Linked DNA regions of Homo sapiens: region 1 is linked to region 2. A link is a loop called in an ENCODE intact Hi-C map of the cell type or tissue named here. Cell type or tissue: OCI-LY7. All regions are shown on one strand. Each heading gives the region's core, and the rest is flanking DNA. Links, peaks and the distances in the headings are about the cores only.

What was found. Hi-C counts contacts between places; a loop is a spot of excess contacts. Peaks named below come from ENCODE experiments on the same cell type or tissue, not always from the same donor. Only the 100,000 strongest peaks of a DNase experiment are listed, where the experiment ranks them.
Region 1: a loop joins it to region 2, with 4 times the contacts of the local background. A loop is called at or near these places in 7 of 110 quality-filtered maps.

What each region holds. Positions count from the first base shown.
Region 1 is chr17:77,145,658-77,148,561 of GRCh38, forward strand. The region is part of intron 3 of SEC14L1 (SEC14 like lipid binding 1); the gene reads left to right. Among named protein-coding and RNA genes, the nearest start is that of SEC14L1, 6.1 kb to the left of the region's middle. In OCI-LY7, for the core only: CTCF peaks have their summits at 1,465 and 1,670; DNase peaks (open chromatin) are centred at 314, 1,384 and 2,094; H3K4me3 peaks cover 2,450 bases; H3K27ac peaks cover 2,500 bases.
Region 2 is chr17:77,245,872-77,248,775 of GRCh38, forward strand. No RefSeq gene overlaps it. Among named protein-coding and RNA genes, the nearest start is that of LACAT1, 6.5 kb to the right of the region's middle. RefSeq lists a silencer at 1,243-1,418 and an enhancer at 1,304-2,154. In OCI-LY7, for the core only: CTCF peaks have their summits at 1,337 (motif pointing left) and 1,580; DNase peaks (open chromatin) are centred at 940 and 1,310; H3K4me3 peaks cover 1,067 bases.

The DNA of each region.
Region 1 (2,904 bases), core at 270-2,769, 100 kb before region 2:
CCAGCTTGGGAAGGAGTTTGGTGAGTGGGAACATGTATAGTGTGATAGGAATCACACAGGAATCCGGGAATTCGAGCTGGGATGGGCTGAGCTCCAGAGCCTGGTAGTGGAGGGAGGTTCCTGGCTGCTCTGGGGGCCTCAGCCACAGTTTTTCTCTAGGATTTTGCCCTGTGGGACTGTGCCTGGCTCCATGTGCTGGAGCCTTCTACCCCGCCACCAGCTGGCTGCTTTGCTCACTCCTAGTTTTCCATGTGGCTTCAGCTCGAGGACGTGCTTAGCTGTCTGAAAGCCCTCTGGCCCCAGTTCAACTCTGTGGCATTTCTTGTTGCATTCTTTCAGTTTCTAAGTGACCAATTCCTGTCACATTTCATAGTTCACATCCTTGAGAGAAACTTGATCTAGTTCATTCCCCACCCCGACCCCTGCCCTGGTCCTGGGTTTGAGGATATTGGCTAGCCTGTGGATTGTTTGCCTTAGGTGGGAGGCCTGACCCTTGTTCAGTGAGCTGGGCTGGTGGAGCTGGGGAGGAGGCAGTGGGGGTGGTAGGCAGTGGGCATCGCCAGGTAAAGTAGAGTGGCTGCCCACGGCCCGGGGTGGACACAGGGCAGAGAGTTGGGCAGGGTGGGGGATGTTCTCCAAAACACTTGAGTGTGGCTTAAAAAGTTCATGCAACCCTGATAGTTTGAGGCAAAGGCTGGTTTCTTTGCCAAACGTTAGATTTAATAAAAGAGGAGGTGTTTGGATTGTTTAACGTTCAGACTTCCTTATTTCCCTTACTTCACTATTTTCAAAATTGTGACGTTTACCTTGCCAGTTCATGCAGGACTTTACAGAAGAACTCGAAATTCAAATTCTGAGCTGCCACCAAGTTTTTACAATTAAACCATTTTAAAACTATTGTTCTGAGGTAGTGGTTAATTTCCCTTCTTTTTCTTTCTTTCTTCTCCTTTTTTTTCTTTTTTTTATGATTTAAAACTTACTAGTTAGAAACTTTTTTTTTTGCCTCACCAGCTTCAGGAAATTTTCTTTTGAATTGTTAGAAAAACAAACAAACAAACACACAGACGCACACACACGCACGTATATTCTTCCACCCTGTAGTATAAAGAAAACATTTTTAAATCCGAAAATGAAATATGTTACCTTTTTCCTTCCAAAAGTAGACTGTGAGTGATGTTTGTGTGGTGTCCTTTGCCCCCATTTCTTACTGTAGTTTTATGGTATAAAATCCTCAGTATTTGCTTAATTTTTTTTGTCATTGAGGAAAACTAACAGTAAAATGAGTTAACCTGAAAATGCCCTTTTCAGTTCAGCATTCAGAGTGAGGAAAGAGGTATATATGCAGTTAAGGTGAGAACGGAACCGTAGCTTCCGCCGGCGGACTTGTGAGCACGTCAGAAAGCGAATGTGCCTCACTAGAACGCACGGTGGCGGCAGGAGTGGCCGGCAGTGCCCGGCACGCAGTCACGGGAGGTGGGTCGAGTCCTGGTTTATGTGAGTCCTGTGAGGTGAGAGAGTGGGAGAAAACGCCTCACTCAACTTAATGCCTTTGTTTGTTTGTTTTAACCAAGAGTTTACTTGTAATTTAGTATTGCCGGAAAATTGTTCAGGTAAAAAGTGCCTAGTATAAATAGGTACACAGTCAGGTCAGATATGTTAATTGCATCTCACTTGATTTAATGAAAATTTACCATTTGTTTTGAGGTCAGTACCATTAAAAAAAAAACATGTTAAAGTTCTCATTAACTCGCTTGAGTGGTATTTACATAAGCAAAATTGAAGTGGAGGTTTTTCAGTAGGCATTTGCATGGTGTTGTTTTGTTAGATATCAGCCCAGAAACAGAATGTCAGAGCTTTCAGCGAGTTGGAGCAATCACCTAGCTCAACCCTCCCTTGGAGGGCGGGGAATCTGAGACTCCGAGGTGGTGAAACTTACACAGGTAGTGCCGAGATCTGATTCTCGAGTTTAGTGTTCTTTTCTCATACTATGCTTCTTCCTTCTACCCAGGGATGTGTACCTGAAACATTTTATGAAAGAGAAATCAAAACTTCTTGGCCACACACAAACGAAAGCCTCACACCTGACAAGGAAGGCGCACCAGGGAACCTTCTGGGGGGATGGTTGCAGATGTCCTGTGTTTTGACAAAGGTGTGGGGGACTCATTTTTTAAATTGAGTTATAATTTACATACAATGAAGTGGTCACATGTCAGGTGTACAGTTTGATCAGTTTTAACCAAAGGGCTGCTCTTCCTGGCTTGCGGGGAGGAGAAATTAATCAGTGAAGGACACTGATTGATTGTGCCTTAAAGGGTTTAAGATCTCACGGGAGCATAGTGATATGATCCCACAGATTAGGAACTTAGAATGGGATGTATAATTCTAGGGTGCTTGAGTTGAAGTGTTTCTTTTTGAAATTTCTAAGATAAAGCACAAACTTTAAAAGTTAAACATTGTCAAGTGCATCTCCCCCTCCCCCTGCATGTTAATGGTTCCTTAATAAAGGCTTCAAAGGGAAAATGAAGGAGGCGGGAGGCCACCTAGTGTAGGAGGGCAGGGTGGGAGAGGTCAAGGTCAGGAGCCCTTAAGGAGAGTTGTGGGAGAGAGGGAAGAACATGAGAGGCCACCTTCTGAACCCGATTTTTGTGGTGACAGCCGCAGGCGAGATAGTGGCTTGGACTCTGGTCTTTCTTCTGCTGAGGACAGCTGTCCTCATTGTGACCAGTGGGAACACACGATAGAAGAGGCTCCATTAGCTCCTGTGCATCCCAGGAGTTGCCACCCTGTCCAGTGCCGTTTCTGTCTGGGCTTATTTCCATTACACAGCAGATGTGGTCACCTCATTCTTTGCTCTCTCCTTTCCTCGCCCTCATCCCAGTTTCACTGTGCCCTAGGAGTGCTGGC
Region 2 (2,904 bases), core at 283-2,782:
AGTGCGTATGTGTCCACGTGTGTATGTGTACATATGTGTATATGTGTGCATGAGCATGTCTGTGCATGTCTATATACATGTATATGAACGTGTGCATATAAGCAGGTGTATGTGTGTGCATGTGTGTTTATATGTGTATGTGTGCATATGAGCATTGTATATGTATGTGTGTGCATGTGTGTTTATATGTGCATATGAATGTGTGCATTGAGCGTGTATGTGCGTGTGTCTGTGCATGTGTTTATGTGTATATGAATGTGTGCATATGAGCGTGTGTGTATGTGTTTATATGTGTATATGTGTGCATATGAGCATTGTATATGTATGTGTGTGCATGTATGTGTGCATGTGTTTATATGTGCATATGAATGTGTGCATTGAGCGTGTGTGTATGTGCGTGTATGTGCATGTGTGTTTATATGTGTATATGAATGTGTGCATATGAGCGTGTGTTTGCATGTATGTCTATGCATGTGTGTTCATATATGTGTGTATGAATGTGTGCATATGAGCATGTGAATGTGTGTCCCTATGCACATGTGTATATGTTTGTATGTGTGTTTGTGGCATGTGGCTCTGGGGACACAGGGCTATAGGTGGTCCCATGACTCTTCTCCATCTCATCCCCGTGACAGCTGCCCCTACCAAGTCCTGTGCTCCCTCTTACCTCTTCCCTGGGATGACAGTGGTCACTTTCCCCATGTTTTGGATGGGGCCTGCTTGTCCCCAACGTCCTTTAGCACGAAGGGGACAGGTGTCCTATTCCTGTGAATGGCCGGTTACCTTCCAGGTGCGTTAGAGTGGCTCCTCTAACCAGCCCTGCAGGGATCTTATTAGATCTTATTAGAGTGGCTCCTCTAACCACCCCTGCAGGGGGGAAGTGAGGAGCCGCAGGGCTGTGGAGGGGTCCAGGTGTCACGGCCAGGACTTGTACCCGAGCCCGACACGGGCGGACCCAGGTGTGCGGGGATCCAGCCCAGGTGTGCCGGTGGCGGCCGCCCCCACGGAACCACCTGGCCCGCTCGGGGACCCAGGTGTGCTGAGAAGGGGGTACTGGCGTTGGCCCGGCGTGAAAGGTCACCCTGCACCCCCGCACCCAGGTGAGGCGGGCGCGGGATCCCGGTTGCCACAGGCATCGGAGCGGCCGGGAGCGGGGGCAGGGGGAGGCAATGAGAACTCCCGGGGAGGGGGCTCGCAGGGGCCGCATCGGACGCCTGGGCCGGCGGGGCAGAGGGAGGCGCCCTGCTCTCCGGTCCCTCCCTTTGCCTCCCTCCCGCCCCGGGCGCCGCCTGCGGGAGCCGACTCGTTCCAGGGGAGGCAGCGCCACCTGCTGGAGTGTGCGCGTCTGCGCACCGGGCCGGGTTCCGCAGGTCCTGGGGCTGCGCCCGAGACCCCCGACCGAGTCTTCGGCGCCTCCAGCGCTTCCCCGGCGTCTTGGGCTGCGAGGGGCCCTTTCCGCAGGGCGATGTTTTAGCAGTTCTGGGAGGAAGGGCCCACTGCCGTTGCCCTCTGAGGACCGAGGCCGAGAGCCTGGAGGGCGTGGAGAAGGGTCTGACCGCCGGCTCTGGTCCTCGGGCTCTTGGCGACAGCGACCTCCCTCCTCCTCCGGGCGATGGTGACGGGCGCTCTCAGAGTGGCGGCCACACTAGGCGCAGGGCCGTCTTCCAAGTGTGTGGTCCTCTCAGACCTATGGAGTTGGTGCTGTTCTGGCTCCCTCTTAAAGAGCGGGAAACTGAGACACAGAGAAGTCCCACCGCCGGGGGTCGGGGTGGGGAGGGCCTGGGATTGGAACCCAGGCATGCTGGCTTGTGTCACCTGTGGTTCTCTCTGCCTGAAGATTTTTTCACCTGCCTAACTCATGAGCTGCTACTTACCCTTTGGGTAGCATTAGATGTCGCCTCCTCCAGGAAGCCCTCCCTCCCCCTCCATGTGAGGGTGGGCGCTCCTGCTATATGTGGGCCTACCGGCCCTCTGCGGGCTGGATCATCACAGTCTGTTCACTTGTCTGCCTCCTACCCCTTGACGTGGGCTCCCAAGGATCATTTGTGTCTGTCTTGTTCACCTGCCCTTTGTAGTGAACCAAACCTTTAAGTGCACATTTTAAAATTGATTTCCAAGGGGGCTGAGAGCTATGGAGGAAGAGCCAGGTCAGAGAGTCATCAGAAGCCCATATTTTACAGGATGTGGCTGGGGGCCCCTCTGGGGTGCCCCTCCAAGGAAGATGCTGAGCTGGACCTGGAGCACCGTGGAGGCAGGACCATGTCTGCCATGCTCAGAGATGGGTGCCAGGGGCGCTGGCTTGTCACTCAAGACTCCCCACTCCATCTGCCCTCCCCCACTCTCCCACTAACCAGGGGGGACCCACCTGCACCTCTGGTCACCACTCATGCTCCCTGGTGCTGGGCACCCCAGGGACAGGAAGAGGGCTGGGTGTTCCTGGCTCCTGCACTGCTTCCCAGGCCTGATCCCCATCTTTCTGCACCTGCCTCCCACCCATCAGCTTCCGCTAGACTGGAAGCCTCCAGAGGGCAGGTGCTGCCCCTCTTTCCCTTGTGCCTGGATTCCGTTGGCATCTAATCACAGACGAGGGACTGTGTCCCCTTCTCCACCTCCGTGGAAACTGTGTCTCACTCTCTATTCCAGGCCGAGCTGTCCATCCTCTGCTGGAAGCCTTGTGCCATCAGCCCTCACCTCCCCCTTCAAGCCTAGACATTCTCTCTCCTGGCGTAAATATGTTAACTCAAGGTTCTTTGCTCTAAAACCAAGGAGTTGTCTCCTCTCCCAGGTCCACCTCCTCTCTCTCGTGAACTCCCTGCCCCTCCACCTCATCCCTCCTCCATGACCTCCCCCTACTCACCATCTGCCCCTTCTGCCAACCCAGCGAGCTGCAGCTCTCCCTGGCAT